Regions from separate parts of the Homo sapiens genome. Here region 2 is linked to region 1. The links are chromatin loops, found by intact Hi-C in ENCODE. Cell type or tissue: GM12878. All regions are shown on one strand. Links, peaks and the distances in the headings refer to the core of each region. The heading gives the core; the rest is flanking DNA. Region 1 overlaps LOC105374021 (a long non-coding RNA gene). Region 2 has its middle 750 kb from the start of MIR548AB.

Region 1 (5,381 bases), core at 262-5,261:
CACCACGCCTGGCTAAGTTTTGTACTTTTAGTAGAGACAGGGTTTCGCCATGTTGGACAAGCTGGTCTCAAACTCCTGACCTCAGGTGATCCGCCTGCCTCGGCCTTCCAAAGTGCTGGGATTACAGGCGTAAGCCACCGCACCTGGCCAGATATTTTTAAGTTTTAAAACTTAACTTTAAGTTTAAATCATAACTTTAAGTTATGATTAAATTTTATGAATTTAAATTAATTTTTTTAAAGTTGAGTTATAAGTTTTTGTATTCCAAAAGATTTTAAAATGTATTTACTTACAATCTTGTTATGTTGCTTTTCATTTTTTAAACATAAAAAGTGATTAATAATCATATAGAGAGAATAAAATTAAAATATGCCATCTCGAAATATAATTCTCTGGCATATTTTGAAATGGCTATTCAGAAGGACTGCAGACACAAGTATGGCTCTGGAAGCTATCCTTTGTGGGGGAGATTTGCATCTGTAGAGAAAACTTTCATTAGTAAAGTAAATAGCAAATGCAGAGGCTTTTTATTAAGGTATTCTTATCTGGATCTTGGAAAAATTAACTCACAAGAAAAGGAGATGAAAACGTTAACACTTACAAAGTCCTGACAGTGAAACTTTTACCAAAGACTACTGTCTACTCTGAGGGCTGCTACCTGCGAGGCTTCAACTGCATAAAAAGACAGCCTTTGTCACCAAGTCTTTTTTCCCCATCTCTCACCCATAACCTGTCACCATGCTCCAAGCCTCAATTTCTTTCTATAAAATATAAAAACTTTGTCATTTGGCTCTTCTTTCAATCTCATATTCATAGACCTCTCGTGTCCATGTGCACATTGATAAATCTGTATCCCTTTTCTCCTGTTAATCTGTCTATTGTCAATTCATTTCAGCAGACTCAGACTTCAACATTCGGGGGAAAATTTGAACTTCTCTACAGTTTTGGTATCTTTGGCAGGATTATAGCAAATCACTCTGCCCACACCCGAGGCTGCAGCCAGAAACCACGGAAACTGACAGACGCCAGCAAAAAGAAAGAAAAAGTTAAGAAATTTCTTACCAGTAATCCTCCTTGGGTTTCTGCCTTAGGACTAGTCAGGTGAGTGGTGAAACTCCATTTTCGTGTTTCCTTCTTTCTAAATTTAAAGGAGAGAAAATATTTTTAAAAGTTAGTTCTTTAAATTTGTGTCCCTTGTGGACTTGTTTTATACCTATTGATAATTAATCTTTAAACATCCAAAAATGGTCCTTGTTTTTCTTGTCTCTGTCCTTTGTGTGGTTTGGTATAAGGAGAAAAACCATAATAAGCTTCTCCTTTCATCTTGTTTTTGTGTCTTGAGAAACTTGGCTTTGTAATCCCCAAATTTATTTTCTGGTCTTCACTACCCAGGAGGGCATATTTGCCAGACATATACTAGGCTGGGAATCTGAAATGTCTGTTTTTCCAAATGTGTAGGTTCTCAAAAAAAAATTGCCTTTGTTATCTCAGCCTTCATTGCCTAACAATTAATGTCTTTGCTTTCTTCTTCTTCTTCTTCTTTTTTTTTTTTAGGTGGAATCCTACTCTGTCGCCAGGCTGGAGTATAGTGGTGTGATCTTGGCTCACTGCAACCTCTGCCTCCCAGGTTCAAGCGATTCCCCTGCCTCAGGCTCTGGAGTAGCAGCAGCTGGGACTACAGGTGCGTGCCACAGTGCCTGGCTAATTTTTTGTATTTTAGTAGAGACGGGGTTTCACCATGTTGGCCAGGATGGTCTCGATCTCCTGACCTCGTGATTCACCCACCTCGGCCTCCCAAAATGCTGGGATTACAGGCATGAGCCACTGTGCCCAGCCCAACTTTGCTTTCTTGAGCTATTGTAGCAGGACAAGCCGCAGACAAAACCCCTCAGACACCAAGTTGTAGAAGGAAGGGCTTTATTCAGCTGGGAGCATCGGCAAGCTACCATCTTAAAATCCGAGCTCCCCAAGTGCACAATTTCTGTCCCTTTTAAGGGCTTACAACACTAAAGATTTCACATGAAAGGGTCGTGACTGATTTGAGCAATCTAGGGGGTACATGACAGGGGCTTCATGCACCAGTAGTCAGAGTGAAACAGAACAGAGCAGAGAGTTTCACAATGTTCTTCCATACAATGTCTGGAATCTATGGATAACATCGGTTGCTAAGGCATGAGTTGATTTTTAGCTACTAGGCAGGCCCAGGCCTGGTTTCGGGTCTGGTTTTGGGTCTGGTGCCTGGTGCCGGGCTGCCTGCCTTTGGTTTCACTTCCTTGTTTCTTCTTAAAATAGGTACTGAGTATGAAACAATGTAAAACAATATGAGAAGGTCTCTCTCTTCCCTCACTATCTTTGGGAGGAGCTTTAAATATTGGGAGGAGTTGCGTGTACCCTTTTTGAAATGAAATTCTTGTGTTTATTGATTTTAAGCCATAAAAGGGCTTATTATAATAGTTTTGAGTCACAGATGAAGTAGGTACACATTTGGAGATTTGGAAACTATCTGTATGACTCTTGACATTCATTAATGATCCCTACATCCCCACCCCTTGTTACGGTAGGTAGCTAATCAGACATGAAGAGAGCAGGAAAGGGCTTCCCCAACTCCCTGACACACACACCAGGAATGTCAGGTGACCATCAGGTGATGATCAGGCAGTTGTTAACTGTCTCTCTAAAATAATAATTGTTCACAGTCAGTGCCAGGGAAAGGCAGTCTCCGAATAAACAGAAACACCTGAAACTGGTGATCAATAGCTTCCTGACAAGATGTCAGGATTTGGAGGAGTTGGCTCAATCATGCACATTAAGAAGCAAAATGGCAGAGTTTAACTGGTATATGACTTTCTAGGGACATTTGACTGATAAGGGAAGAACGCCTCAAGTGTATGCATGCATACAACTCTAGTAAACACACTGTGCCTGCTCCCCTCCCAAGTGCTGACAGGCCACTGCACATATAGACAGCCCACCCCAGGGGAAGAATCGGGGGGGAATGAATGCAAGATTCTGGAAGCATCTCAACTTACAAAACCCAAAGTCAAAAGGTCAAACCGCACACTTGATCTCTCAAGTTGCCCCGTTGGCCCTCTTCCAAGTGTACTTCCTTTCATTCCTACTTTAAACCCCCTTTATTTTATTTATTTATTTATTTTTTGAGATGGAGTCTCGCTCTGTCGCCCAGGCTGGAGTGCAGAGGCACGATCTCAGCTCACTGCAACCTCCGCCTCCTGGGTTCACGCCATTCTCCTGCCTCAGCCTCCCGAGTAGCTGGGATTACAGGTGTGCACCACCACACCCAGTAGAGACAGGGTTTCACCATGTTGGCCAGGCTGGTCTTCAACTCCTGATCCTCAAGTGATCAGCCCTCCCAAAGTGCTGGGATTTACAGGCGTGAGCCACTTTGCCTGGCCTTTCAAGCTTTTTAATAATCTTTCACTCTTGCTCTAAATCTTGCCTTTGTCTCTTTCCCCCTTATGCCTCCTGGGTTGAATTATTTCTTCTGAGGAGGCAAGAATTGAGGTTGTGGCAGACCAGTACAGATTTACTGCCGGGAACATGCATTGGTGCTGTGTGACTTGGATATGTTCTGCTCCTAAAACCCTAATGTGGATGACTTATTTTTCTGGTTTTTTTGTTTTGTTTTGTTTTGTTTTTGTTGTTGTTTTTTTTCTTATTGATTGATCTCTTATTTTGATGTTTTATCTATCCAGGTCATATGAAATGATCTGGCCTTCATGCACAGGTGGACAACCAAAAGTTTAGGAGCCCCAAGAATATAGCCAAACAGAAATGTGAGTTATACCTCATTTGCAGCTAGTGAAGTTTTGATTTTTTGGCTGGTCTGTGGGAGTGGTCTGAATCTTGGAAGAACTTCGTCTTTCTGTTTCGTCTTTGGAGTCCTTGGTTACAACCATAGAGAGGCTACGTAGTTTGGTCTTGAGTCACTTGTTAAATATATCTTTAGTTAAGATTTTGGTTTATATTCAGAGAATAATTTTTTTTTTAACTTTTCCTTTTTCTGTTTGCTTCCTGCATTCTCATTTGAGCTAACAGGAAATTTTATATTCAAAAGAAGAAATTTGATTAGTAATTACCCTGAACTTCTAAAAACTTCCATTATTTCTTTGTCTTTTGAGATGTAAATTCTCTCTCCAGTCTTACCTGAGAAATAATTCCTTTTTAAATGCAAATTTCAAGGAAAGAAAAGCCAGGAAACAGAAGTGTTTGCTGTTTGTTTGGCTAAAACCTCTAATGAGATATTTAAAGATTTCTTTTTTAAGAGCTTTATGGTCAAAAATTAACTTAATTAAAAGCTGATATTCAGGCTACAATTTTTTTAAAAGCCTCCCTGCTTTTTCTGTTTTGGATCCTGTTTCTACTATGGAATTTCTTTTAGTCCACAGAAGCTCCTTTTAATTATATGTTCGTTCCTCTGTCTACTTCCTTTTTTGTTGGCATGATTTCTGCTGAGAATAATATAAAACTTTATCGACCTTTTTGAAAACTCCCCAGTTTGCTGCTTTAGGATTTGTTCTTCCTTTTACCTCTGCCCCCATTTCTTTTGTCATCTTGATACTCTTTGAGGAAGGAAGAAAAGGTGCCACTGACCCTCTTTTTCCTCCTCACGAAGCCTTAAGAGTGAGAAGTCAGTTCCTCTCAGGTCCAAGGCTCTATTATCTTTCATATGAAGCTCCCTAATCTCCTGGCTCTTAGGAGGTGGAGTACCAAGGCTTGCTTTATAACTGACAAGTCACTGGTAAGAGCTACAATTTTAAAGGTAACTAACAATGTTACAGCAACCAGTTATTACGGCAGAAGGCAAATTCTTACTTTCTACCTTCTTCATTTCTTTGCATGCTTAGGTAAGAAAAGACTCAGGTATATGACTAAGTCAGACCCAACTGACAATCAGACAGTTATTTGAAACAGGCTTCCGAATTGTCTTTTAGGTTCATCTGTATGTAACCGCCCAATAGGTTCACCTTGCCTAGACAGAACCGATTTATCAAGACAGGGAAATTGCAATAGAGAAAGAGTTTCATTTACACAGAGCTGGCTGTACAGGAGACCAGAGTTTCATTATTACTCAAATCAATCTTTCTGGAAACATGAGGATCAGGGTTTTTGTAGATAGTTCGGTGGGTAGAGGGTCAGAAAGTGGGGATTGCTGATTGGTTGGGTCAGAGGTGAAATCCTAGGGAGTTGAAGCTGTTCTCTTGTGCTGAATCTGTTCCTGTGTGGGGGCCACAAGACCAGATGAGCCAGTTTTTGGATCTGGGTAGTGCTAGCTGATCCATCAAGTGCAGGGTCTGCAAAATATCTCAAACATTGATCTTAGGTTTTACAATAGTAATGTTATCCCAAGAAACAATTTGGGA
Region 2 (5,381 bases), core at 250-5,249, 240 kb after region 1:
AACTTAGCCATCAAGTTAGGCTGGGAAATGTTCTAAGGCAAATGAGAATTTCTGGCCAGGGCATGCTCTGGTGTTATTCAGAGGTTTCTGGACTGGACTCAGCCTCCAACAGCCCACTCTGGGTGTTGTTAAAGAATCCTCAGCTATCCTGTCACAAAATTTTCCTTATTTTTCTATCCACGGTCTCTTACTCTCTCTGTGCATTGAATGTGTGGGAGTTTTTATAGCCTAGGGAAGTAATCCTATTTGACAAGATCAGGGATTATCATAGTAACCCAGGATATAGCTCAAGGGAAGGCATCTTTGTGATTTTCTAGGAACAGGATTTCTGCCACCCTCACCCCCTCAACAGTCTCTCTCTCTCTCTCTGTCTCTCTCTCTCTCTCTCTCAGTCTAGAGAATACATGGTATTGCCATGTTTCTCTCTGCCCTTGGTCTGGACAGCACATGACATTTCCAGGTCTCTCTCTGCCCTTGGCCTGGAGAGCACATGGCATGTCAAGGTCACTCTGTCTAGAGAACACATGGTGTTTTAAGGTCAACAGGGCCACCTAATGAAAATAGAAATACTCCTCATAGGACACATTGTTGGTTCTCTGTGGTACATTACACATACACAATTTTCCGTTTTTGCGCTTATCTACTGAAAACTAGGTTTTATGCTACTTTTGTGAATGGAAACACTCTGCTTTCAATTATTAGAATTAAAATGTCCTTCACAGCCAAATTTTAGTCCCGATACTGTCCCATCAGCAAGAAAATCAACATTAGGTCCCCGCATCCCTTTAAGGCACCTATTCTGTCTCCCCTTACTAATTAGTAAGGGGATTTTTAAGCCCAGAAGTAAACTGGAACCATTTTTCTAAGTTTAAACACTTTGGCATGGGCCATAATGGGAGGCAATCTAGCATATCCCCTCCATTAAAGGAGTCTTGCCTTTTATATAGTCTTTCCCAAGATCCTTTATTTTTTTTGTTTTTTTTGGGGGGAGAGGGAGGCACACAGGTCACACAAGTCTACAAAGTCAAAGGGAGATAATAGACAGAGGACTAGGGCTACTTGGGTAAGTGTGACTATGCCCAGAAGTCTAATTTCTTGGTTCCATGACTTGGAGGGTCATGCCTACAACGATGGGCAGCACATTTAACAGGGTCCCAAGACCCAGGAACCAGGGTGGAAAAATGGCCGGGGGGACACCATCACTGTTTTCTTCTCCACCCTGGGTCACATGTGGAAGGGAAGGAGACCAAAGGGACGATTTCTCTCACTTCTATTTCTAGATGGGTAACAGATTATCTTCAGCTTGCACCCCTCTGGAGTGCACTCTGAAACACTGGAACTTTCTTAATCTCAGGACTTTGAAGAAAAAAACACTCACTTTCTTTTGCACAAGGGCATGACATTTTTACTAAATCTTTGCTAATGTAAGATCAATCAACCCAGCTTTGTATAGTAATCATTTTGGGCAGGCCCAAACAGAATGGCTCCCCAAAATTAGAGAAGCAACTCTAACAATCTGAGGAACCAGGTAAGGAACACCCTTTTTTTGGAGCCCCTTCAAGTTCCCTTCTCATTACAGGAACTTAGGCAAATAAAAGGAGACTTAGGCTGATTTTCTGATGACCCTGATAGGTATCTAGAAAGTTTCCACAATTTAACTGAGGTCCTTGGTGTTTTTCCTTCTTACACAGTTTAAATGGTTCTTTTATAATGTTCTTCCAATCTGGGAAAGTTTAATTTTCCAAACCTTAAAATGCTTGGCTTAGAGTTGAGCTGGAGGAAGGGAACCCAAAAGCCTGACATGCCAGCAAAAGGGTAAAAACTTCTTAAAAGTCAGGCTTTTGGCTTCTCACTCACTGTGCAAACCAGTAAAAGGGATAATGAGGATCATTGTTTATTGTCTGTAAAGTTTTAATTAATGAAAAAGGATTTCTGAGGTTGGTCTTAAGATGTAGCCAATCTGGTGTGCTTTGTGTGTCTTTCTGTATGGTTTTGTCAAAAGAAAGGGTATCTTAGGTTAGGATGCAAGCCCCGGACCTCATACGCCTGCTGTTCAAATCAGCCCAACAAAATGATAATAATGAACTTGGCCACAGGCTTCCATCTTGTTTCATGTCCTTGGGAACATGACCTGTAACCACGTGGCAATACTTTGTTTTAGCTTCTACCATTTTAAAATGTTGGCTGTCTTATTGTGCTAAGTTAGTTTCTGGATGAGGGCCACAAAATCAGATAAGCCAATTTATCAATCTGGGTGGTGCAAGCTAATCCATCAAGCATAGGGCTTACAAAATATCTTAAGCACTGACCTTGAGAGCAGTTGAGGGAGGATCAGAGTCTTGTAGCCTCCATCAGCGTGGCTCCTGGGCCATGGTTTTTAATCTTGTGGCTAGTTTCTTGATCTGGTCCCTGGGCAAGAAGGAAGTATATCTTAAGAAGGGGCTGTTATCATCTTTGTTTTAGACTATGAACTGTAAACCAGGCTCCTCCCAAAGTTGGTTCAGCCTATGCCCAGGGATAGGCAAGGACATCTTGGGAGCTGGAAACAAAATGGAGTTGCTTAGGTTGGATGTCTTTCACTATCTCCATCACAATTTTGTAGTGATGATTTCAAATGCTGCACATCACCCCTTTGAAAATACCTCGCACACTCATGGTTAAGTCATAACCTAATCAAGGTTTGTTGGTTTCACTTGTGAGGTTACTTTTTGTAAATTTCAAAATCCAAATATCTTAACTACTTGGCCTGGTTAAAGTTGAGTAACAGGGGATTTAAAAGGATTTTCTTAAATAGTGCTCAGCTTAACTAAAAGTGGATATTCTAGTTATAGGTGTATTTAAAAGACCTTCATGTTTTTCTCTCCTTGGATCCTGTTTTTTTGGACAAAGTTTTTTTTCTTCTCAGTTGACTGAATTATTTTCTCCATTTTTTGTCTTTTCACTCTTAATGCACAGACGAGAGGCTTTAAGATAACTTCTGGTAACCTGGGACTCCTTGTAAAAAACAGAGAAGGCACCACAGACCTAGTTTTGAAACAAAACAAAACAAAAGCCCTCTGTTTTCCCCCAGGAAACCCAAGGAATTAAAAGCAGATAGGTCTTTCTCAAAATTAAAGGCTCTGTTCTGTTTTGCATTATCTGACAGTTTTTAGTTTTGAGGGTATCAAATTACTTCACACTAGGAGAGAACTTTGATATGTAATAACTGGTAGAAAATACACTTTAAGGGATGGCTAAGAGTGGTTATAAATCAGAGAAGCATGCTCTTGGTCACCAGAAACATATGGACACATACTCAACCCACACTGAGAGATGAGACTACCATGGGGGATGGGCTGATAACAAAATAAGCAGATTGGCTTCGGGTTGCCTTGTAATGAAATGCATGGCAGAAGCACTACACTGTATTCTCCCATACTTTCTCCCTCCTTTTGGGGATCCAAAATCCAATATAAATTTTCACCCTTACTTTTAGGGATCTGTCTTTGCCTTCAGCTGTCTATGCTTATTAGGCCCTAAAATGCATGCTCCCTGGCCCTATTTCTCCAAAGGCTCCACCCTGAAGCCAGTACCAATTAAGAAAGTAGTAAATGAAAAATCTTACAAGTGCTGAATCTTCTGTCTGTTTGTGTTTGTGTTGGTATATATGTGTTATCTGTAATGTCTATAAAAGAGCTCAAATTAATTGCCTTAAAAATAAGCATTTAAATCAAACATTTTTTAGTTCATGTGACTTTAATCTTTAAGCTGGTGCATAATTAAAATCACTTACTAACCAGGTTTCTCACCAAAAGCAAAAGTTGCTAAGAGTTAACAGTGCAACATGTATTTGAGATCATTAAACAGTTTTACATGCAAGACATATAAAAACAGTAACATGTGCTTCTTAGTAAAAGATTATAAGAAAGCATGGAAATGTAAATTTTGCCCAGTTATAAGGGACTATCTTAAATTTAATAAGGTACAGCTTAAAGTTTAAGTAAATTGTGAAAAGATTGTAAAAATTAATCTTGCAAAAAATGTGTAACCATTAACTAAATTCAAAAGGGTATTACATAGTCTTTTCATAAACTGAACATAAATAAAAGCACAACAAGGCTGTCTTAATACACTAATCTGTCCTTTAGCAAAAGGGGTTACTAAGGGCTTGTAAAGATTTCACCTCATGGTCAAATTGGTTAAGATTAGATGGAATTGTCTATGAGATTTTATTTAAGAATGAGGGTTAATATTAATAAACTAATACAAGTATAAAATTTGGCTTTGAACAGGATTTTCATGCAATAGTAAAGGGTAATAAAAGGATTTTTTGCTTTTTGAATCATAATTTCTACAAAGTAAATAATTTATGATAATATGCAATTCTATTTCATAACACCAAGTGTTTTAAACCTCTAACATTTAATGGGCTTCCCAAAATCAAACTTCAAGTTTCAAAATTGTCTTTCCTAATGTCTATCTTTCTGGATTGTTCAGAGGGCCCCTGAAATATCCAGAGAAGTGGTAAACAGGATTATTTGACATGTTTAGTCACATGAGATTGCCAAAATGATGTCCAATCTTCTTTAGGTTATATATTGGTGAATAATACAAATATATGTTTCAAAATTGTATGGGATTACTAATATTCTAATGTCTAAGTAAATGCTATCAATCATAATTAAGGTTAAAGTTATTGTAAACCATGGAGATAACTAAACTTCTTTGTCAGTCATATTTTAATTATAACTACCATGGAAATTTTGTGATTCACAGACAATTGTCTTGCTTTGTTCCTTCTCAAAAGATGGTTTATAATCAAGCTATAGAACTTTAACAGGTGTTCTCAAATGCAGGTTTTTAATAGCTTTGAAGATTGTAACATTGGTATAGAGAAAGAATGTACAAGACTCACGAAGAACTGAAATGTTCATGAATGTCAAGCAAAACAAGAGGTAACTAAATGGACTGCATTCAGAAAGTTAATGCAACCTTTTTTACTTTTAGTTGGAATACTGCTGATCCTTATTTTATTTTTCAGTTAAGGAAACTCATTTTGAACTATTTATAGTCTTTAATAATTGAGTAAGGTGTACTACTGTTAACAAAATCTGGAGCATGTTTGTTCCTTTCTTCCCGGTTCTTGGAGAATTTGGAAACTATCTGTGAGTACTCTTAACTTATTGCAATATAATAGTTTGCATCAGTGCAATAAGAATCTATTTTTTCTCAACAGGACACAATTGGAAAAACTGTTTATTTTACCAAGGCTTTGAATGGAAGGGTGGGTCTCCACTTACGGAATCAAGCTTGATGTGCAGAGCCAATAAAAGTCTCTTGGAGAGAACTGACCTCATATCTTGTCTACACAGTCCCTGCACAGGGTTCTTAGTCCCTGTTCA

What was found. A loop is a pair of places that touch in the nucleus more often than their neighbours do. Peaks named below come from ENCODE experiments on the same cell type or tissue, not always from the same donor. Only the 100,000 strongest peaks of a DNase experiment are listed, where the experiment ranks them.
Region 2: it touches region 1 in a loop (2.8-fold over the local background); 1 of 110 quality-filtered maps calls a loop at or near these places.

Annotation. Positions count from the first base shown.
Region 1 is chr3:104,518,969-104,524,349 of GRCh38, reverse strand. LOC105374021 (a long non-coding RNA gene) reads left to right here. Exons shown (of 6, transcript XR_007096271.1): 4 at 961-1,101; 5 at 1,555-1,681; 6 at 3,714-5,381. Among named protein-coding and RNA genes, the nearest start is that of ALCAM, 850 kb to the left of the region's middle. RefSeq lists enhancers at 590-1,789, 2,286-2,565. In GM12878, for the core only: no CTCF peak of the experiment used is centred there; DNase peaks (open chromatin) are centred at 974, 2,199, 3,919 and 5,069; H3K4me3 peaks cover 4,255 bases; H3K27ac peaks cover 4,931 bases.
Region 2 is chr3:104,274,362-104,279,742 of GRCh38, reverse strand. No RefSeq gene overlaps it. Among named protein-coding and RNA genes, the nearest start is that of MIR548AB, 750 kb to the right of the region's middle. In GM12878, for the core only: no CTCF peak of the experiment used is centred there; no DNase peak of the experiment used is centred there.